3 separate regions of the Homo sapiens genome follow, and all the other regions are linked to region 2. A link is an interaction called in ENCODE POLR2A ChIA-PET data of the cell type or tissue named here. Cell type or tissue: PC-9. All regions are shown on one strand. Region 1 overlaps ARHGAP12 (Rho GTPase activating protein 12). Region 2 overlaps ARHGAP12 (Rho GTPase activating protein 12). Region 3 overlaps LOC107984219 (a long non-coding RNA gene).

Region 1 (8,000 bases), 71 kb after region 2:
TCCCAGTGGCCTATGCATGAAAACAACCAGAATTAACATAGCAAAATCTTTGAGAACTGAAACATGGTGGGGAGTACTGCCCAGGTTTCAGACTGGCCTCTGGGTAGCACACAAACAGGGCAGATCAGAACAGCAATTAAAAGATTTTTAAAATGAAATTGACATTTGAACTATGGGCCATAAAAGCAGGCTGGGGTTCACAACCTGCTAAAATATGTTTAAATAGAAACCAAAGTCTTATAGTACTCAAAACATCCAAATATGACCTAGAATTACTTGTCATAGCAAGAACCAGGAAAATCTGAACTTGAATGAGAAAAGACAATCAGTAGGTTGGTGACACACCAAGATGACAGGGATGAATGAATTATCTCATAGGATTTTAAGTCAGCTGTCATAAAAGTGCTACAGCAAGCAATTATAAACACACTTGAGATAAGTGAAGAGGTTGGAAGTCTCAGCAAAGAAATAGAAGATATACAGAAAAACCAAAGGGAAATCCTAGAGCCAAAAATCAAGTACTGGATGGCTCAATAATGGAATGGAGGTAAAAGAGAAGAGAATCTATGATCTTGAAGATAGGTTAGTAGAAATTATTTAGTCTGAACAATGGAGAGACAATAGATTTCCAAAAAAAAAAAAAAAAAAAAAAATGAACAGTGCCTCAGAGACCTGTGGGAAAATACGAAAGAGCTAACCTTCCTTTCATTGGAGTTCCAGAAGGAGAAAGGAAAGAGTGTGAGGCAGAAAGATACTTTGAAGAAGTAGTTTGAAAATGCCCCCAATTTGGCAAAAGACAAACCAACAGACTCAAGAAGCTGAATAAACACCAGATAAGGTAAACCCAAAGAAATCCATATCCAGGCTCATTGTATTCAAAATTTCTGAAAACTAAAGACCCTCCCTCCCCCTGATAAAGTCTTGAAAGCCCTTCAGTGAAACAACACTTTACCTTTAGGATAATAATTTGAATGAAGTGAGTGCCTTATCAGAAGCCATGGAAGCCAGAAAGAAGTGGCATAACATTTTTCAAATGCTAGAAGAAAAGAACTGTGAACCCTTCTGCACCCAGCAAAAATATCCTTCAGGAATAAAAGTAATATAAGGACATTTTCAGAATGAAACTAAACTAAGAGATTTATCCCTAGCAGTCTTGCTTTCAAAGAGTTGCTGTAGGAAGTCTTTCAAACAGAAGGGAAGTGATAAGAAAACTTGCAATATCAGGAATGAATAAAGAACAACAGAAAGGGTGAATATCTGAGGAGACTTTTGTCCTGGGTGTTTAAAATTGTCTTTGACATTTGAAACAAAAATTATAACATTCCTGAAGTAGTCCTGATATACAGTAGTGATATTTAAGACAACTGTTTCATAAAGAGTGAGTGAGTAAAGGGATGTAATTTTTGGTAGGGTTTCTATTATTCCACTTGAAGTAGTAAAATGTTGATACTAGTAGACTGATAAATTATGTATATTGTAATCCCTAGAGCAAGCACTAAAAAAGTATAACGAGAGGCTCAAGAAACTGTAGATATATTAAAATATAATAGTAAAAATTGCTCAAGTAGCCCACAGGACGGTAGGAAAGGAGAAACAGACAATTAATGATAAAATGCCAGACTTAAATCCTAACATTATAAATAATCACATTAAATGTAAATGCTCTAAACACACCTGTTAAAAGATTTGCAAAATGGATATTAAATCACTGTGATCCAAGAATATGCTTCTGTAAGGAAATCACTATTCTTTCTTTCTTTATTTTTTTGAGACAGACTATCACTCTGTCGCCCAAGCTGGAGTGCAGTGGTGAAATTTCGGTTCGCTGCAGCTTCCACCTCCCAGATTCAAGCTATTCTTGTGCCTCAGCCTTTTGAGTAGCTAGGCCTATAGCAATGCACCACCAAACCTGGCTAATTTTTGTATTTTTAGTAGAGACAGGCTTTTACCATGTTGGCCAGGCTGGTCTCAAATTCCTGACCTCAGGTGATCCACCCATCTCAGCCTCCCAAAGTGTTGGGATTACAGGCGTGAGCCACCGAGCCCAGATGAAAATCACTTTCTTACAATGACACATTATGCTAAAGTTTATCTATTAAATAATCTGCAGTAAATCTCATACTTCACGGTGAGATTACAGAAGCTTTCCCATTAGAGTTAGGAACTAGACTAGAACATTTCTATCACGCTTCTATTCAACAATTAAGAAAAGGAAAGAAATAATGGAATTAAAAAGGAAGAGATGCAATTGTTTTTTTAAATTATTGTTATTATTAGAAAATCCCAAGAGAACCTATAAACTTAAAACTGATGAGAGTTCAGCAAAGTTGCTGGATATGAAATTAACATGAAACTACCCATTTGTCTAGTAAAAAGTGAGTTTGAAAATGTGATTGCAGTGAAGATACTATTTACATTAGCAGCAGTAGCAACAAGAGTTGTAACTAAGAACATGTTTATTAAAGGTCTGTAAGATTTTAATAAAGAAATTTTCAGAGCAGAATAAAGGAAGACCCAAATAAATAGTGTAGCATACCATCATGATCTTGGATTGGGAGGCTGAATTTTATAACAATGTCCAAATTAATCTACAAGTCCAATGCATTTCCATTTAATATCCCTTCCCTCACTTTTTTGGGGAATGGAACCTAAAATTTATATTTGCAAACAGATATCCATAAAGAGTCAAAATATTCCTGAATAGGGAGTCGTTGGTGGGTAGGGAACAGGAGAGATAGAGTTCCTGCTATGGTAATTAAGTTGGAATAGTAAGGGCACATGTATAAAACTCAGACATGGCATTACAAATCAATGGGGTTAGGGAGACTTTGGCTCTACAAAAAAAAAAAAAAAAAGCCAAGTGTGCTGGCATGTACTTGTAGTCCCAGCTACTCAAATGGCTGGGACAGGAACATCTCTTGAGCCCAGAAGTTCAAGGTTGCAGTGAGCTCTGATCATGCCACTGCGCTCCAGCCTGGGTGACCAGAGAGGGACCCTGTCTCAACAAACAAACAAGCATTGGTTTGTGTCATCTGAGATGCTGCAACAACAACTAAAAAGAAAACAAATCAATGGGGTAAGCATGGACTAAGTAAGAATGTTACTAAGATTATTGGTTTTCACATGATAAAAATGAAAATAAATGTAGATCTTGACCTCACTTCATGCTCAATGATTAATTTCAGTTAGATTAAAGACATAAATATAACAAGTAAAACTTTAAAGACTGTGGAAAGATATATCAAAGAATATCTTTGTCTGCAGAGTAGGAAAGATTTCTTGAACAAGACTCAGAAGCCTACTATAAAAGGAAAGATTGACAGATATGACTGAATTAAAATTAAACAAAACACCTTCTCTTTGTAGAAGATGTAATCAAAGGGGAGAAGATGGGCTACAAACTAGGAAAAGATATCTTCAACTCACATAGCCTAGAAAGGTTTAGAATCCAGAACATGTAAAGAACTTACTAGTTCATTTTGAATTTAATTTTTGGTTTAGGTTTTTAAAATAATGCTTATTTTTGATTTTAGTAGAAGAGATAGAAGTAGAAAAAATAATTTGTCTGATTTTACTTTATAAATTATGATAGTTAATATTTATTGATAATATACTACTCTTTTAATACTTTCTTCTTTAATACTTTGATCTTTATAGCAACTCCGTGAATGAGATATTTCTGTTATATCCACTTTACAGTTGACAAAACTTAGACTGAGGGAGATTAAATATTTTACCAAAGATAACACTACCTTGGTCTGTGTAACACCAGAGTCTGTGATCTTCTCAATTGTGCCACAGTTCTGGTTAAAGATGAGAAAACTGAGGCTGGAAAATTTGTGGAGATGTCATATAATGAACTTCGCCTAACAGTCTTTGTCATTTGGAGCCAAGATGTTTAGATTCCACTTTCATTTCTATTGTTTATGAACTGTTTTTTGTGTTTTTTGCTTTGTTTTGTTTTAGTATAATGCTTCATCCCAGCAGCAAAGAGAAATAATTAAAAGTAGGAGCCTGGACAGGCGGCTGCAAGAACCAATAGTATTAACAAAGTGGAGACATAGCACCATTGTATTGGACACTAATGATAAGGTAGGACTGTTGAGATTTTTGGCAAGTTCTTTGCATTATATTGTACAGTGAATTGTAACTATTCGTACTAATATTTTATGTATTTAGTAAATATTCTTTGCTAAAACATTTGATTTCTTTTGAACTAATTTAAGCTTTTGATCTGCATGTATGTTGAAATGTTACTACATTATTGTTTCTTTTACCAAATTGCATACTTTAGTGACTACATTTTTATGTATTTAGCATCAGTTTGTCATGAAGTAGGTTTTGGTTTTGAGGGTTTTGGTTTTTGCACAATAGACTGACTTATCTGTAGCTTACTGATGTGTGTACCTTGATACATTTGATCCCAGTAGGTGACAGATTTTTCTTGCTTACCTTATTTTAAAGTCACATTCTGTTATCCTTTGTCTTCAGTCTCTAGGAGGTTTCATAGGGAAGACATTTAATTAATTTTCCTCATCCCAGGTAATATTGGAATTCTATTCCCTTTGTTTCTCTAAATGCTCTCTGCAGAAAGCACTTCTTTTATCAGTCTGAGGAGTAATGTCCTCTGTTTCAAAAACGGGTAAATTTTAATGCAAACATTAGAATGGATGTTTTAAACACTTCTTTAGAGGTTACTTATTCACAGTGTAGCTTCATTTTGGGGATAAGTTGGGAACTTAGTATGAATTTGCAGAATATTAGGTATATTGATTTTGAAATGTAAAGGTTTTTTAAATCATCAGGCTTCTTGTAGCATGACTAACAGTTTTTCTGTAATTTTTAGGTGTGTTCATGAAAACAGAATTAACTATCCCTATGGCATATTTCATTATGTTTGGATACTTTCAGTCCTAAATTCCTTTATAAATAATCTCAATTTATCAGTCATAACAAGCATAATATTTTGGTACTACAAGTTACTATAAAATTGGTCTTTGTTGAATTTAAAGGTGTAGTGTTAGAAACAGCCTTCATACATGTGTATAAGATGGACTAATAGAAAACAACGAAAGTAACAGACCAGTTTCTAGTTTCTAGTTTGTAAGGATCTTGTGTTGAATATAGAGACCACATTAAAGGAATGACATTCTGGAGTCTGTGCTATTGAAGATATGCTTGAAAATATATTAGTGTTGAGATTAATCTAGGTAAGAAAAATACCTAGAGATTTCTAATAGGAAAAATTCACTCAACCAAGAACCAGATTACAATTCAGGATAAATAGGAATCTCCCAAATACCATATATACTGTTCTAAGTCAAACCATTGTTGAACCAACTCTACCGCCTCTTCATACCAGAACAAATAGGATGATTATTTTGATAATTTATGCTTAAAATTTCTTACTCCTTTTTCTTTTTTTCGACATCATAAAATGTCAAACAATCTTACTCCTTTTTAATCTCTCAATTCATTTTTTAAAATTAATTTTCAATCTCTTGCTTTAAATAACTTGCATGCTTTCATCTCATTGTCCCAGAGTTGCAAGAATATGATTTTTTTGCGATTAGAGATTTACTTATTTTTGGTAGAAATGTCTTTTTTACCCTCTACCTTACCCTTTGCAAACAGATGCATAAGTTTCTTAACATAAGGCAGTATTTTAGGTTTTGAAAAAGGGACTGACTACCAGAACAAACTAGCTAATATGTGATAAGGGATGAAGTGTGTATAACCTGAATTGTAATCACAGCAACCTAATACAGATGCTCTGCAACTTAGGGTGAGGTTATATCCCAGTAAACCCACATAAGTTGAAAATACCATTAATTGAAAATACCACAAGGTGAAATGCATGTAATACACCTAACCCACTGTACATCATGGCTTAGCCTAGCCTACCTTAAATGTGCTCTGAACATTTACATTAACCTACAGTGGGGCAAAATCATTCAGTAACATGGTACACTGTAGAATATCAATTATTTACCGTTGTAATCTGTTTACCCTGGTAATCAGGTGGCTGACTGGAAGCTGGGGCTAGATGCCTCTGTGCAGCATCATGAGAGAGTGTCATATTGAATATTGTTAGCCCAGGAAAAGATCAAAATTTCAAGTATGTTTTCTAGTGAATGCCTATCACTTTCCCATCACCTTAAAGTTGAACAATCATAAGTCAAGGACCATCTATTATTGTATAGCAAATGTTGTTGTGATGACATAGGTCCTAATTCAGTTTACAGATAACCTTGGAAGGGTAGCCGTATGTCTGTGTGTGTATGTGTGAATGCATCTGTTTCTGCCTTTTTTTTCTGTTTTTACTAAAACTATTCATAGATGTATAAGGTGTATATTTATATGCATATATCTAAATATAGATAAATGTATACATGTAAAATTATTTCTTGTTTATAATAGTTATAATTGTACATATGTTATTACTGTATTTGTGGTTTTTATTTCTGTGGGACTGAATGTGCTATGAAAAATATAATTATCATTTTATTCAGTTACTTATTTTCTACTTTATGAATCATCAGATCTTCCATCTTTCTCATACTGTTTTACTATCAGACAGTCTTAGGAATCAAAAATTGATCTGAAGTTGTCAGAAAAAAATACTTAAGTGAGATTTGGATCTTAAGTTAAATTTTTTTGAAGTTTTTTATTCAATGTGATTTTAATATTTTCTCCATTAATAGTACCTTGTTTGATTTATAAACTTGTCCCTTCAAGGGCTTCCATGTAAACTTTCACTGCTACTAGTTTCTGTATTTACAAATTGTGTGGGATATAAACCCGAAGACATTTTTCCAAATCAGTAAATGTTGAGTTAATAGTTTTTTTGCAAGTGTTACTTAAAACAAATTCCCAGGTTGGTTGACAGCACCTTCTCCAGGTTTATAGACATAGAAAACTAGAATGATACCTACGTGGAGATGAATGTTCAAAGGAACTTTTTGGTTTGATAGAAACAAATTAATAATAGGTAATGGTGTATGATTTAAAAAATTCTCTTTTTCTGAAATTATTCAAAACATCTAAGGAAATGGAGAAAATTTAAGTGGAGGTGGGCTACTGCTACCAAAAAAAAGTTTTTCAGTCTTACCCTCCATGAATAGTCCTATCAACATCTGTAATAGAAATCATATTCTGTGTTTTAATATTGACAAAGCAGACTGCTTAAAAAAAAAACACGTTATTGGTTTGGTCTTATGATACTCTTGTAGGCTTAGACATTAAAATTTTTTTTTCTGGGGAGTTATTAATATTTAAATCGTAGGTTTCTTTCTTGAATTTAAAATATCTTATTTCTAATTTTTGGAAAGTTTTCTATAAATTACCTTAAATACTAATAGCAATTTAATTTCTTATATAGCTTTTGACTAAAATTAAATTCTCATTCTGGCATTTGCTAAGGTATTTCTGTGACCTTGCCTAATCCTGGGTATTTATACTTACCATACCAAGAGCAAGTTAGTATCATGATTATAACTTATTTATCCAGAAGTGTTTAGGTTTTACTTATTTTAATATGGTTAATTCAAACTGATATAACATCATGATTTTAAGGCAGCTTGTATCATTTCTTTTGAGTAATTCCATATGCATTATTTAAATTTAACTGTAATTGCTATAAAAAGCACCATATTTTATAAACTTTTAATAACGTTTGTAGTTTTAAAATCATTACCTTATTAGCTTGGAGCTGAATATAGAACGAAAATAACGAGGAAAAAATTTGTTATTCTCTCTTACTAAGCTCTCCCACTGTGAGTAGAGGCAGAAATATAATTATATAAAATAGAGTAACTTTTTTCATTACTTATTTCTTGTAGGAATCTCCAACTGCCTCAAAACCCTGCTTTCCTGAAAATGAGTCTTCTCCCTCCTCACCAAAGCACCAAGATACAGTTAGTATGATAGAAGCATATCTTATAATGTAGTCCAGTTATTTCAATCAATTTTAGCAAGTTAATTTACTCTTAATGTAATGT
Region 2 (8,000 bases):
TAGCTACTCAGGAGGCTGAGACAGGAAGATTTCTTGAACCCAGGAGTTTAAGGCTGCAGTGAGCTATGATGGTACCACTGCACTCCAGCCTAAGTGACAGAATGAGACCCCCATCTCTCAAAAGAAAAAAAAAAAAGGTATTTGATATTCCAATAAACCCACCATAAAGTCAGGAAATTGTAACTGGAACCATTGCAAGTTGGGAACCGTCTGTATCTTCTTTTGAAAAATGTCTGTCAGGTTCTTTGCCCACCATGACTCTTGATATCCCAATGTTTATTTGAAGTAAACTGGCATAATTTAAACATTATAGAGTGTTTTCTCCTTTTTTTGGGTGAGTTACTGATGTCTGACACTAGAACTTTGCAGTGGCCAGACTTAAATAATTGCTGCACTAACAGATGTATTTGCCTTTGTTTTGTGGATTATATCTTTTTAAAACATGGGGGATTGGTAAACACATGCAAGTAATTGAATGTAAGTGATATTTAGAAGATTTTCTTTAAGAGAGTAATGTGTATAGTTTCAGAATACCTGAATGGGTTGGGGAGGAGAAGATACCTGGGTAGCCAGTAGTGTTGTGAAGTGAATGTTTTTCTTCTAGAATAAGTTGTTAGGAGATCGAAAGTTTCATTGAACTTTTATAAAGACTAGGGTAATGATTTCTTTTCTTTTTTATTTTTTTGAGACTAAGTCTTGCTCTGTTGGAGTGCTGGAGTGCAGTGGTGCGATCTTGGCTCACTGCAACCTCTGCCTCCTGTTCAAGATATTCTCCTGCCTCAGTCTCCCGAGTAGCTGGGATTACAGGCACGTGCTACCACGCCTGGCTAATTTTTATATTTTTAGTAGAGACGAGGTTTCACCGTGTTAACCAGCATGGTCTCGATTTCCTGACCTCATGATCTGCCCGCCTCAGCCCCCCAAAGTGCTGGGATTAACAGGTGTGAGCCATCGCGCCCGGCCTGGGATTATTAATTTTAAACAAGTACTTTAAAAAATACTCGGAGGATTTGATGCGAAGTTCAGTGCTTAAACTGGAAAAGTTTCTTAATATTTTATATGTTTGAAGCTATATTAACATTTTATAGTTCACAATATTAGCATTGCTAAATAGGTTATACGTATCTGGATTGGACTTAAATTGTAAGCTCACTAATTAAGATACATTATGTTTCGGCTGGGCGTGGTGGCTCACACCTGTAATCCCAGCACTTTGGGAGGCCAAGGCGGGCGGATCACAAGGTCAGGAATTCCAGACCAGCCTGGCCAACATGGTGAAACCCCATCTGTACTAAAACTACAAAAATTAGCTAGATGTGGTGGCGGGCACCTGTAGTCCCAGCTGCTTGGGAGGCTGAGGCAGGAGAATCGCTTGAACCCGGGTGGCAGAGATTGCAGTGAGCCAAGATGGCGCCACTGCACTCCAGCCTGCGTGACAGAGGGAGACTCCATCTCCAAAAAAAAGATACATTATGTTTCTTTAACGTTTTGTTTACCTGTTTACTTTTTTTGATATACCTCTTAAACAGATTGGTTGGTTAAAACGGATGTCCTGGGGGAGAAAGACAACATTTGCTGAACTGTTTAAGTTTTGGTAGGCTTCTTGGTAGTTTAAATGGGAAGAAAATTTTAAAAATTGGCAGATAGAAAGGAGGAGGCTTTTAGATTAAAAAATAGCGTGATAGGAAATTTGAATCTGACTTGGGGGCAGAGAAGTAAAATATATAAGCAGGCGTGTGTGTCGGGGGTGGTGGTTGTTGAAACGTGGAAAAAGGGAGGAGGAAGAAGACTGGTAAGAGGCATGAAAAGCTTGTATGGGCGTTTTTGAGACTGCTAAGAGCAGCATCGGGGTGTAGCAGGCAGTAGGTATGCAGACCTTGTATATACTGGGAGTTGGGTACTTAGTAGTTGTAAGTGTTTGGGATGAATATGGATGGAGGCGTGTGGTGATGGGTATAGTATAGAATACATTTCAGTTCCAGGAGTATTGTGCTTGGACAGCGTTGTATTTGATTGAGCAAACTTTTAACCAAAATACTTTATAGAAACAGGATAAACAGCGTTCAACTTTCTCTTAAGAACAGAATCTACAGGTCTGGGGAACAGAGGAAGAAACAACCCAAAATTAAAACTGTAAACGTTTGTTTTAATACAGCTTATGTTTTTAAGTAAAAATAGCATTAATTATTCACACATTTGTAGATACTGTTACCTAGATCTAAAGTTTTAGTGCTACCCCATAATCATTTTAATTATTTTTTTCAGAGAATTTATCTGATTTTTGTCCTTTCTGTGAAGTTTGTTTCATTTTTTTAAACGTAAATTATTTCATGATTCCATTTCCACATTCTCAGCACATTTTTAAAAAATTGATAACACTGTATGTTTTTTATTATGTACAATATAGTTTTTGAAGTATATATACGTAGTGGAATGGCTAAATTTAGCTAATTTACAAATGCATTACCTCACATAGTTATCATTTTAGTGGTGAGAGCACACATCCACTCTCTTTACAGTTTTCAAGAATACAGTATATTGTCATTTACTGTAGTCACCTTGCTGTACAATAGATCTCTTGAAATTTATTCCTCCTATTTGACTATGATTGTATGTCCTTTGAGCAACATCTCAGTATTTCTCCCCTAGGCCCTTAGCCTCTCGTTACCACCATTTTACTCTCAACTTTTTTTTTTTTTTTTTGAGACAGAGTTTCACTGTTGTTGCCCAGGCTGGAGTGCAATGACGCTATCTTGGCCCACCACGACCTCCGCCTCCCGGGTTCAAGCAATTCTCCTGCCTCAGCCTCCCAAGTAGCTGAGATTACAGGCATGCGCTACCACGCCTGGCTAATTTTGTATTTTTAGTAGAGACGGAGTTTCTCCATGTTGGTCAGGCTGGTCTCGAACCCCCGACCTCAGGTGATCTGCACGCCCCGGTCTCCCAAAGTGCTGGGATTACAGGCATGAGCCACTGCGCCTGGCCTCAGCTTCTAAGAGATCAATATTTTTAGATTCCACATGTGAGTGAGACCATGTGGTGTTTGTCTTTCTGTGCCTAGCTTATTTCATTCAACGTAACGTCCACTGGGTTCATTCATGTTGTTGCGAATGGCAGGATTGCCTTCTTTTTTATGGCTAAGTAGTATCCTGTTGTGTGTATGTGTGTATGTATATACACTTTATCCTTTAATGGACAGTTAGATTAATTCTATATCTTGCCTATTTCGAATACTGCTGCAGTAAATGTGGGAGTGCAGATATCTCTTCACATACTGATTTCATTTCCTTAGAATATATGCCCAGTAGTGGAATTGGTGGATCATATAGTAGTTCCATTTTTAATGTTTTGAGGAACTTCCATATTGTTTTCCATTATGGCAATACTAATTTTCATTAACACCAACAGTATATAAAGGTTCCCCTTTCTCCACATTCTCGCCAGCTTATATTTTGCCTTTTTGATAATAGCCATTCTAACTGGGGTGAGGTGCTTTCTCATTGTGGGTTTGATTTGCATTTCCCTGATTAGTGATGTTGAGCATTTTTTTCTTACACTTATTGGCTTTTTGTGTGTCTTCTTTTGAAGAACATTTATTTGGGGCTTTTGCCCATTGTTAAATTGGATTATTTGTTTTTTTTTTGCTATTGAGTTATTTGATTCCTTATCCTTTTTGGATGTTAGCCCCTTGTCAGATGTATAGCGACATGCAGAGGAATGAAGCTAGATTCTCTCTCACCATATAAAACAGTCATTTTATATTTAATTAGAGAATTAAATATAAAACCTGAAACTATGAACCTACTATAGAAAGAAAACATAGGGGAAATGCTTCATGACATTAGTCTGGGCAAGGACTTTTGGATATGACCTCTAAAACACAGGCAACGAAAGCAAAAATAGCAAATGGCATTATTATTATTTTCTTAATAAAAAATTGTATTAGAAGCATTCAGAATTTTAACAAACAACTGCAGCTTTTGTTTTTGCAATTACAGAGTGGTATTTAGTTTAGTTAACAGAACAATTATTTCATGTAAGCTGCATAGAGACAACAACTGAAGATGAAGAAACTACCATCTCCATAAGTAACTGATTTGTGCTGTGCACCAAGTACCTTTAAATTTCCATGCCATTTTACAACCCCCGTGCTATACCAAGAAGGTTAGTGGCTATTGAAAATACCACCAGGACAGGGCTATCTAAAGACATGTTTGGTAGTGTATTAACTGTACAAAAAAAGACACTGTACAGTTTGAAAACAAATCTTATACAGCCTTACATTTCAATTCTTTCTTCAAAAAAAAAAAAAACCCTGCTAGAACCAACTGATTTGTCATCATCTTCATGTTTATCTTTATTTTCCTCTTCTTCCTCATTCTCTTCATTTTCCTCATCTTTCTTCTTTTTCTTGCTTTTTTTTTCAGCCTTGATGACTCGTGTTTTTTTTTTTTTGCAGCATCAGGCTTTCCTTTAGCTTGGTATGCAGCAATATCCTTTTTGTATTTTTCCTTCAGCTTCACAGCCATCTTTCCATAAGGTTGCTTGTCACCTGCAGCTCTCCCAGTTTCTTTACAGTATATCCAGTGGATAGGCCAGGATGTTTACCTTTGATTTTTGGCCCATACTCAGAACAGAACAAGAAAAAGGCCAAACAAAGGAGGCCCGTTGGGTGTATTGGGATCCTTGAACTTCTATTTTGTTTTCCCTTTAGGAGGGGTGTAGGCTTTCATTTCTCTTTCATAATGGGCCAGGGTTATCTTTGCCTGTCTTCACATTTTCCCTTCTCTTTAGCAAACGTGGTTTTCCACCTCTTTGAGCGCTTCTTAGAAAGACCCTTAGAAGCTGACTGAACCATCTGGGTGCTTCCTGTGCTCCTCCTGGCAAGTTTGCACAAATAATGTGTATAATGACATTTTTGCCTCTTGACTTCTTTGGATCTTTGCCCGTGTTCAGTTATTTTTCCTCATCAAGGCATAGAGTTGCTCAGTGCCTTTCTGGCTCACACTTGCCCTGGCGTTGTTTCTGTGGAGCTCAGTGTACGGCCGACACATGGCATTATATCAAACTGAGACGCTTCTGCGTGGCAAGGGAAACAGTCAACAGAATGAAGAGATGACCTATATAATGGGAGAAAATATTTGTAAACTATATGTCTAACAAGGGGTTAATATTTTCATTGTTTCTGAATGAATAATTTATAATAAGTTTTTTTCTTTCATTTTTATGTGGCTCTTCCTAGACCTTGGATTGTAACATGTAGTTCCTGCTATGTGGCTTTCTGCATGTTTATAATTTTAATAGTTTCTCTTGGAGCTTCCCAACCTGTTTCCCCACCCTTCACCCCGGTATTGACTAGAAATCTATCTCAGCTCTTACTTTCTATCCCATTGTCTCCACTCTTGCTCATTTTACCTGCCTTGGTATCTAACCACCTTTTCTATAGAGATACCTTTTGACCACTTATCCATCTCCTTTGCCCTCCTACTTCTCATTGCCTTTAACTAAAACTCTAGATTGGATGTCTCATGTTGAACATAGTAAAACCGACTTGCTTTATCTTTCTCCCTAACTCCTCCTTCATACTTATCTTTGTAGTCACTGTGGGGAAGGTGTAGTCCTAAAGCCTGGCAGTGAAAGAGATTGAATGTGGACTGGCCTTTAACTCATTGTTGTCCCCAGCCCCACAATTCCTCTCCCACTAGTGTGAAACCGTACAGCTCACTTGTTATTCTTCATCCTTCTTTTCTCCATTCTTAGGGATAAATGTCTAACTAACTATAGTATGTCTGAGCTGCTGTAACCTTTTGAAAAGTAGCTGCATATTCCCTCGCTCATCTCTGTATCTTCAAAGATATTTCTTAAGTTATTTTATTACTTTCCTGGAAAAAAAATCACCTAAGGATAAGCATTTCAGGGTAAAATTTTGAAAAGTTGTGAAAAATTTGTATAGGTAAATGATCAAAGCACATAGTGACTAGCGTTCTGGTAATGCATGAAAGTAACGACTGAGCGTCTGAAAGGTCAGAATTCCTGTTTACTGTGATGGAAGAGACCATGGGGTGAGCATATTTGGCAGAGCTCGGGTAGGGTAGAGATGGGAATACATTTTGGTTATGATAAGTTTGAGGTATTTATTGGACCACCAAGTAGATTTGGTTATTATGTATTAATAGTCTTTTTTAGTCTAGAAGAATCCCCCTCCCTTGACAGTACTTTTTTGAAGAGTTCAGGTCTGTTGTCTAATAGAATGTCTCACATTCTGGATTTGTTTGATTGTTTTCTAATAATTGCTTAAGGTGAAACATGCTTTTGACAAGAATATAACGTAGGTGACATTGTGTATGTTTTATTGCATCACATAGGAGGCATATCTTGTCAGGTCGCATTAGTGCTCTTAAGTTTGATCATTTGGTTAAGCTTATGCCACCACATCTTTCCATTGTTAAGGTATTTTATCCTATTTAAGATTAGTAAGTAGGCTGGGTGTGGTCGCGCCTGCAGCCCCAGCACTTTGAGAGGCAGAGGTGGGTGGATCACATGAGCCCAGGAGTTTAAGACCAACCTGGGCAACATGGTGGAACCTCATCTCTAAAAAAATACAAAAATTAGCAGAGTGTGGTGGTGTGCAACTGCAGTTCCCGCTACTCGGGAGGCTGAAGTGGGAAAATTGCTTGAGCCCAGGAGGTGGAGGTTGCAGTGACCCAAATTGTACAGCTGCACTCCAGCCTCCGTGACAGAGTGAGACTGTGTCTCGAAAGTAAATAGCCAGGTGCGGTGGCTCATGCCTATAATCCCCTCACTTTGGGAGGCTGAGGCAGGCGGATCACCTGAGGTCAGGAGTTCGAGACCAGCCTGGCCAACATGGCAAAACCCCATCTCTAATAAAAATGCAAAAATTAGCTGGGCATGGTGGCTCATGCCTGTAATCCCAGCTACTTGGAAGGCTGAGGCAGGAGAATTGCTTCAACCTGGGAGGCAGAGCCTGCAGTGAGCCAAGATCGTGCCACTGTACTCCAGCCTGGGCAACAGAGACTCTGTCTCAAAAAATAAATAAATAAGATAAAAAAATAAATAAAATAATTAGGAAGTAATCAGGGGACAAATGTGTTAGGACACCTAATAACTTTTAACATACGTTTTTATTCTCTTTACCCATTCAATACATAAACTTGAAAAACAGTTATTTCATCCTCACAGTTTTATAATAGAAGAGATGTTTGTTGTATAATCAGAAGTTTAGAAAGATGCTTGTCAGAATTAAAAATAAGGGACAAAATGAAGTTTGAGACAGTGTGGAAGTACAGTGGGAGAGGGCAGTGGTAAAGCCAGCCTCAGTGGCTGTTGGTGGTTGTGTTTGCATGTATTTGGAGGGCGGTGCTGACCACAATCTTGATGTATAAAACTTTCCTGATTCCTTATAGCTATTATAAAAAAAGTTTTGCTTTTAAAAATGTAAGCAACATTATATTCTTAGTCTTCAGCGATCTTGGTTTGAGTTAATGAACTTATTTATTTTTTTACAGGTTTAAATGTGATACTGGTGTAGATCTCCTTGTTCTAAGGTAATTTTTTATTTTTTGAAAATGTGTTGTATTAAATTTGTTAGTCAAGTAGTTTGTCTAGAAAGTAAATTTCAGTTAACAAAATTGTATCAGTGACTAATTGACTTACCACCTGGCCTTATAGGCGTTATCTGTCATAGAGAAGATTGTTATCCTCAGGAGAATGATGGTTACTACACCTGTAGTGTAGAATAATATGCTCAGTACTTGTTTGCTATAGAAAATTAGTAGGTTGTTATGGAACCTTGGGTTTGCACATTTTTGGTAAATCTCAGTTTGCCTTAGGATCCTTGAGCATTGGGTTGAATGTATTAGTTTCCTAGGGCTGCTGTGACAAATACTACAAACTGGAGTGCTTAAACAGCAGACAGTTATTTTTATTCTCTCACTGGTCTGGAGGCTAGAAGTCCAAAATCAGTTTTGGCAGGGCCGTGC
Region 3 (8,000 bases), 49 kb before region 2:
CTGGTAGTCTCAGCTACTCGGGAGGCTGAGGCAAGAGGATTGCTTAAGCCCATGAACATGAGGCTGCAGTGAGCTATGATTGGACTGCTGCACTCTAGCATAGGTGACAAAGCAAGACTGTAAAAAAAAAAAAAAATAAGTAGGAATGTGCAGAAAATGCAATTTGCAGAAAAATGGCTGGTTATCTTGATATTAACTGATTTCTGGAAAAAAAGAACCACTAATACTATGTAAAAAACACCCCCTTTGAAATGGTCTTCCATTCATTTTATTCAGCCTGTTATTTATCTACTTCAATTTTAAGAAAAACACCATCTGAAATCAAACTGGCACCAATATCCTAGTGATTAAAATGATTACATTTAAATTCCTTCAAATTGATTCCTTAAAAATTAATTCTTATTTTCTCATTTTCTTAACCATGCAGCATTAATTCTCAATAATCACCATAGGGACTCTTCTGGCTCTGCTGATGACAAGTTTTATGATCTTGGGCAAGTGGTTTATCTATTAGGGCCTCCATTTCTTCATCTGCAAAATGGAGATAATATGAATATGTACACCTAGATGTGTTGTCAGATTAGAAAGAATTACCACAAGTAAAGTGCTTAGAACAGCAACTCACACTCAGAAAACACCCAACGAATGCTAACGATAGTTATTTATTTATTTAGAGACAGGGGTCTCACTATGTTGCTCAAGCTGGACTTGAACTCCTGGGCTCAAGTGATCCTCAACCTCCTGAGTCGTGGGACTACAGGGATGCACCACCACACCCGGCTGACAGTTGTTATTCACATTTACCAATTTGCAACCAGTTTTTCACATCAGATAATCCATCCTTCTTCTTCCTTGCCATATATGATTTTTGGCTAATTAATTCCACTGAAATATACTAAGCAAAGTAAGCAAATTTCAAGATAAGATTATATAAAATATAATTGAGGAGACACAGCTGTCTCACTATTTTATTAATGCTAATATTCTTCTCTATAACTATGAATAGAAAAATAAAGAATTTTTTTTTTTTGAGATGGAGTCTCACTCTGTCTCCCAGGCTGGAGTGCAGTGGCACGATCTCAGCTCACTGCAAGCTCCGCCTCCCGGGTTCACGCCATTCTCCTGCCTCAGCCTCCCGAGTAGCTGGGGCTACAGATGCCCGCCACCACGCCTGGCTAATTTTTGTATTTTTAGTAGAGATGGGGTTTCATCATGTTAGCCAGGATGGTCTCGATCTCCTGACCTCGTGATCTGCCCACCTCGGCCTCCCAAAGTGCTGGGATTACAGGCGTGAGCCACCGTGCCTGGACAAGAATTCTTTTTAAAATGTTTCTAATTTTTAATTTTAATTTTTAGAGACAAGGTCTCACTCTGTCACCCAGGCTGGACAACATTGGTGCAATCCTAGCTCACTGCAGCCTCAAACTCCTGGGCCCAAGTGACCCTCCTACCTCAGCCTCCTGAGTAGCTAGGATTACAAGCACATGCTATCATGCACAGCTAATTAAAAAAAATGTTTTTTGCAGAGACGGGGTCTCACTATGTTGCCCAGGGGGATCTTGAACTCCTAGTCTCAAGTGATCCGCCTGTCTTGGCCTCTCAAAGTGTTGGGATTATAGGTGTGTACCATCATGCCCAGCCCAAGAATTCTTGAGAAAAGAACAACAGTGACTTTAATAAATTCTCAATATTTTTCCTCAAGTTAAAAATCAATTTTAAATTTATTTTTCAGGTACAATTTTTTTTCTATGTAAATCAAGTCAACAGGAATAATGATTACTTACATAGATAGCATTTACTCTCTGCCAGGCACTGTTCAAAACAAATTATTTAATCCTCAAACAACCCTATAAGATAGGTAATTTTATTATTTCTATTTTAAAGATGAGGAGCTGTGGCCAGAGAGGTTGCATAACTTGCTCAAGGACATTCAGCTAATAAGTGGTAAAATTTAGATAAGAGCCACAGTCTGGCTCCAGGGTCCATGTGCATAAGATTATATGATTGTAAAACAATAGCTAGATCAAAAACACAGACATTGGGCTAAAAGCTTTAATAAATTCTCAATATTATTCCTCAAGTTACAAATTCATCTTAAATGTATTTTTCAGGTACGATTTTTTTTTCTGTGTAAATCAAGTCAACAACAGGAATAACGAGTACTTACATAGATGACATTTACTCACTGCTTGGAGAGGAAATCCTGGATTTACTCTGTCGCCCAGGCTGGGGTGCAGTGGCGCAATCTCGGCTCACTGCAAACTCCGCCTACCAGGTTCAAGCAATTTCCCGCCTCAGCCTTCTGAGTATCCAGGATTACAGGCATCCGCCACCATACCTGGCTAATTTTTGTATTTTTAGTAGAGACAGGGTTTCACCCCGTTGCCCAGACTGGTCTCAAACTCCTGGGCTAAAGTGATCTGCCCGCCTTGGCCTCCCAAAGTGCTGGGATTATAGGCATGAGCCACCACACGTGGCCCAGCTCCAGAATTTCTGCTTGAGTCTTTTAAATTATCTCAATCTCTTTGTTAAATTAATCTGATAGAATTCTGAATCCCTTCTCTGGGTTACCTTGAATTTCTTTGAGTTTCCTCAAAACAGTTATTTTGAATTCTTTGTCTGGAAGGTCATATATCTGTTTCTCCAGGATTGGCCCCTGGTGTCTTATTTCATTCACTTGGTGAGGGCCTATTTTCCTGGATTGTCTTAATACTTTCAGATGTTTGTTTGTGTCTGGGCATTGCAGAATTAGGTATTTATTGCAGTCTTCACTGTCTGAGCTTGTTTGTACCCGTGCTTCTTGGGAAGGCTTTCCAGATAATTGAAAGAACTTGGGTGCTGTGATCTAAGCTGTATCTGCTTTAGGGACAATATAAGTTCAGTAACACTATGATTCTTGCAGACTTGTAGAGTTACTACCTGATGTTCTTGGATAAGATTTACCAGGCAGAGACTCTTGTTCTCTCCCTTTACTTTCTCCCAGACAAGCAGAGTGTCTCTCTATTCTGAGCCATCTGAAGCTTGGGGTGGACTAATACAAGCACCTCTGTGGCCATCAGGTATGACTGTGCTGGATTAGAGCTAAAGCCAGCACAGCACTGAGTCTTTCCTAAGGCCTGCTGTAACCATTCCGTGGCTATGGCCTATGTTCACTCACAGCCTGGGGCTCTACAATCAGCATGTGGGAAAGCCAGCCAGGCCTGTGTCTCTCCCTTCAGAGTGGCAAGTTCCCCCAGTCCCCAGGCAGGTCTAGATGCCATCCAGGAGCTAAGGAGTAGAGTCAAAAACCTCAGAAGTCTACCTGGTGTTCTACTGTATTGCAACTGAACTGACACTCAAACCACAAGATGCAGTCCTTCCCACTCTTCCCTCCCCTTTCCAATAGGAGAGGAGCCTCACCCCACGGCCAGTGCCACCACAGGCCCACAAGGAGTACTGCCAGACTACTGCTGATGTTCCCTTATGGTTCAAGGGCTCTTCAATCAGCATATGGTGAATGCTGCCTGGCCTGGGACTCACCCTTCAGACCAGTGAACTCCCGTCTGGCCCCAGGCAGGTCCAGAAATGCTGTCCAAGAGGCAAGTTCTGGAATCAGGGACTCCAAGAGCCTGCTTGTTGCTCTATCCCTCTGCGGCCAACCTGGTACCTAAGGTGCAAGACAAAGTCCTCTTTACTTTCCCCTCTGCTTCTCTAAAGCAGAAGGAGTCTCATCTCATAGCCATCACAGCTAGGAATGTGCTGAGGTTTACCTGAAGCTAGCAAGTCTCAGAGTCCCACCAAAGGCCCCTGACATACTGTTACAGTACATAGCTAGTGAGGCATGAGCAGAGCAGGAGAGGGCACTCCCCTGATAGGAATGTCAGGTGACTATCAGGTGTTGGGAGGCAGTTGTCACACTGTCTCTCTAAAATAGTAATTGGTCACAGCGAGCACCAGGGAAAGGCAGTCTCCCAATAGATAGAAACACTTGAAACTGGTGATCAGCAGATTCCCAATAAGATCTCAGGAGTTCAGTGGGTGGGCTCAAGCATGCATATTAAGAGGCAAAATATCAGAGATGAACTGGTATATGACTTTCCAGGGACATTCCACTAGTAAGGGAAGAATGTCTCAAGTGAGCATGTGTACAACTCCACTACACACTGCACATGCTCATTTCCCAAGTGCTTGCAGGCCACTGCACATGTGGACAGCCCACCCCAAGGGAAGAATAAGGGGAAAAGGAACGTAAGACCCCAAAAGTACACCAATGTATAAAACCCCAAGTCAAAAGGTCAAACTGTGTACTTGTCTTTCAAGTTGCCTGCTTGGCCCTCTTTCAAGTGTATTTCCTTCCTTTTGTTCCTGCTCTAAAGCTTTTTCATAAACTTTCACTCCTGCTCTAAAACTTGCCCCAGTCTCTCCTTCTGCCTTCTGCCCCTCAGTCAAATCCTTTCTTTTGGCCGGGTGTGGTGGTTCACGTCTGTAATCCCAGCACTTTGGGAGGCCAAGGCAGGTGGATCACCCGAGGTCAGGAGTTTGAGACCAGCCTGGCCAACATGGTGAAAGCCTGTCTCTATTAAAAATACAAAAATTAGCTAGGCATGGTGATGGGTGCCTGTAATCTCAGCTACTTGGGAGGCTGAGGCAGGAGAATCGCTTGAACCTGGGAGGCAGAGGTTGCAGGGAGCCAAGATCATGCCACTGCACTACAGCCTGGGTGACAGAGCAAAACTCTATCTAAAAAAAAAAAAAAAAAAAAAAAATTATAATTCTTTCTTCTGAGGAGGCAAGAACTGAGGCTGCTGCAGACCCATAAGGATTTGCCGCCAGTAACACGATTTGGTGCCATGACTGGGATACATTCTGCTACTAACATATTTTGGTGCCAATTGATTCTGATAACTTCCACTGCTCACATACTTTGATGCTGCATGACTCAGATACGTTCCCTTGTGGTAAGACATCTCTATGCCCTGCCTTCTCTGCCTGGAGGCATTCAACCTCCGTACACAATTTTCTTCTTCCTTTTTCTCTCGTGCTTACTAACCAAACCCCAGAACAATTCCTCTTGGCCATATGTGACTCTGTTCCCCTGGGCTGATTGCTCAGCTCACCCTGATTGGTGGCTCACAGGGGTGGGAAGTACCTTGAGGTTCACGCTGAGGCACTAATGGCTTTCCTGGACAAGGGGCTCACAAGAGTGGTAGGGCTAAAGCCTAAAACTGTACAATGTCAGGTTTCTTCTTCTTTTTCAGCTAAAATTTACTAAGAACCCTCACTGCCTATTCTTCTTTTTTTTATGTGTGTGTGTGTTTTGAAATGGCCTTGTGCACCTGCTGGACCATCTGCCTTGGGGGCAAGTCTGCCTCTTTGCTTTCACTTCACATGCCACATGACTTCTTAAACACACACTCCCTGTTATTTGTGTGCCCGTGGCTTTTACTGTGTTTGCATGGCAGCAAAGACACGAGCTCCCTTGCAGATATCCCGAGATTTATACTTGTTCTTACCCTACCAGCTTCCACGACTCTAACCCTTTCCCTGTCTGCTGGCACATGGCCAGGACAGACATTAATTGGAACTCCAGCTCTGCCAGCTCCTTGACTTACCACATGCTTTTTGTTCCTGTTATGTCCCAGGGCCAAGTTTTCCAGTGGGTTTTGAAGTAGTCTGTCCACCTGCATAGGGCCTCACTCTGACGCTTTAAGGATCCCACCTATTGGCTTTTTTGAGTTAGCACTCCACTGAGAGGAAAAGATATTCTTCCTTTGCCATTTGCAAGTTCTTACCCCAAGCCCCAAGTCCTCCGGAGATTACTACTTTACATCAAGAGGGCAAATAAATGGGGCCAGGCGCGGTGGCTCACACCTGTAATCCCAGCACTTTGGGAGGCTGAGGCTGGCAGATCACGAGGTCAGGAGTTCGGGACCAGCCTGGCCAACATGGTGAAACCCTGTCTCTACTAAAAATACAAAAATTAGCCATGTGTAGTGGTGCACACCTGTAATTCCAGCTATTTGGGAGGCTGAGGCAGAAGAACTGCTTGAACCCGGGAGGCGGAGGTTGCAGTGAGCCAAGATCACACCACTGCACTCCAGTCTGGGCGACAGAGCAAGACTCTGTCTCAAAACAAAACAAAACAAAAAACAAAACAGGAGGGCAAATAAATGTTAGGGCTGCTATTTTTGCAAGCATATGAAGGCTTTCCATGAGTATTCCTCTCACTTCCTCCTGTAGCTTCCATTCTCTAATTACTTCTACACCCTTCTCAACGTGCTTCAAGGTCATATTTAAAAGGGAGTCGGGAGGGAAGAACATGGGAAATGGGAATCTGAGAAAAGAGAAAATCACATTTTTTGCTAGAATGCTCCAAATGCGAGTCACTGTAAGGTCATGGAGACAAGGACATAGGTGAGCCAAAGGCTGCAGGGGCAAGAGCCCCATAGGACAGAGATGAAGGTTGGTCCCAGGCTAACAGATTACTGTTAGAACAGAGATGAAAGCAAGGTTAGGGTTACATGGCAAGATCGGTTATTCCAGAACCCCAAGGATGAACAGGGGGCCCACGGTTCACTCTAGTATCTCCTCTCTTCTCAAGTAGGTAATTGTGACAAGATGGAACCAAGGCTACTTGGTAGGACCGGTTCATTCTGGAACCCTAAGGACCACGTGGGATGCCTCATTCAGGATAATAGGAAAGTAGACGAAAAGCCTTCTTTTTCCTCTTTCCCTTTTTTTCTCCTCTGTTCTCTCTTCACAAACGGGTAATTGCATCTCCATACCAGAAGACACACCCCTTGGATGCATCCCCCAAACTGGGAAAAGTTTGATTCCCACCAACCTTGACACAAAAAACTAGTTTTCCTTTGTAATACTGTTTGGCCTAAAAAGGAACTGGGAGGAAATTGCAAAAGTCAGCCTTCGAACCAGTGACCCTGTGCAGGAGGGTCTAAAAATGAACTGGGAGGAAATTACAAAAGTTAGCCTTGGAACTAGTGACCTTGTGCAGAAGGTCCTCAGATTAGCCTTCTCAGTCTTTTATAACTGAGAGTAGAATAAGGAGAAGAGGGCTAAGGCAAAGGAGAAATGCAGGGATCAGAGGCAGGCTCAACTATTGGTTGCTTTACAAGCTCTTCCAGCTCCCTCCAGGTTACTACCATTATCACAGGGAGCTAGGCCACTGGAAGGCAAACTGCCCAATGGGACAAATGGGAAAAAGCTGCACATGGCATGCCCCCTCTGCCACATGCTCAGCCAGTGTAATGGGACTGCCCTGAGGGCCAAAGGGCCTTGGGACAGGATCGCAAACCTTGATGGCCTTGAGCTGAAGGGGCTCTTTCCTCTGGCTGGCTTCCAAATCAGACATAGTCATCAACAGAACAAAGCCAAGGGCAACTCTTGAGATGGCAAGTACAATTATAAATTTCCCTTTTGGGTTCAAGAGCTGCCTACTCTGTGCTAATCTCCTTCTCTGAGCAACTCTCCTCCAAATCCTGTTGGGTAATGGGGACAAATGGCACCTCCTCCCTCCAAAAGAAAAGATTCATACCCTTCATATTACTTAAAGAACCAATTACCATTCTCCCACCAGTCCCTGGTAATGTCTAATGTTTCCCACCCCACACCTCACTGAGGCAAAAATATACTTTCCAAGATGGTGCTTACTTAATATTTACCTGACCTCTGAATTCATCTTTCTCTAATAGCTCTATTTCTTCTGGTAAAGCTAACTAAAGCTTTAACCAATAACTTCAACCTGGACAGTCCTACCTCAGGGGTTTAGAAATAGCCCACACTTCTTTGGACACGCCCTAGGAAGAAATCTAACTGAGCAATCTCTTGAGAAAGAATAACTTCTACAGTATGTAGATAACCTCTGTATTTGCTCCCCCTTCACACGACTCATAGCAACATGCAGTACAAATCATAGTTTCCTAAAAGATGGAAAATTACTTGTCTAATACAAAAGTTATAAAGGTGAAAAGGTATTTCTGGTAAGGAATGTTAAAAAGAAGAGA

Evidence for each region. Peaks named below come from ENCODE experiments on the same cell type or tissue, not always from the same donor. Only the 100,000 strongest peaks of a DNase experiment are listed, where the experiment ranks them.
Region 1: POLR2A ChIA-PET joins it to region 2 with 5 read pairs; 6 of 35 experiments call an interaction of 5 or more read pairs at or near these places.
Region 3: POLR2A ChIA-PET joins it to region 2 with 5 read pairs; 7 of 35 experiments call an interaction of 5 or more read pairs at or near these places.

What each region holds. Positions count from the first base shown.
Region 1 is chr10:31,839,553-31,847,552 of GRCh38, reverse strand. It overlaps ARHGAP12 (Rho GTPase activating protein 12), which reads left to right. Exons shown (of 20, transcript NM_018287.7): 7 at 3,967-4,092; 8 at 7,842-7,916. Among named protein-coding and RNA genes, the nearest start is that of ARHGAP12, 85 kb to the left of the region's middle. In PC-9, no CTCF peak of the experiment used is centred here; no DNase peak of the experiment used is centred here.
Region 2 is chr10:31,910,090-31,918,089 of GRCh38, reverse strand. It overlaps ARHGAP12 (Rho GTPase activating protein 12), which reads left to right. Exons shown (of 20, transcript NM_018287.7): 2 at 7,527-7,565. It also overlaps the pseudogene HMGB1P7. Among named protein-coding and RNA genes, the nearest start is that of ARHGAP12, 15 kb to the left of the region's middle. In PC-9, no CTCF peak of the experiment used is centred here; a DNase peak (open chromatin) is centred at 4,419; H3K27ac peaks cover 1,078 bases.
Region 3 is chr10:31,958,910-31,966,909 of GRCh38, reverse strand. All of the region lies in intron 2 of LOC107984219 (a long non-coding RNA gene), which reads right to left. Among named protein-coding and RNA genes, the nearest start is that of ARHGAP12, 34 kb to the right of the region's middle. In PC-9, no CTCF peak of the experiment used is centred here; DNase peaks (open chromatin) are centred at 3,139, 3,949, 4,989 and 7,909; H3K4me3 peaks cover 1,874 bases; H3K27ac peaks cover 5,171 bases.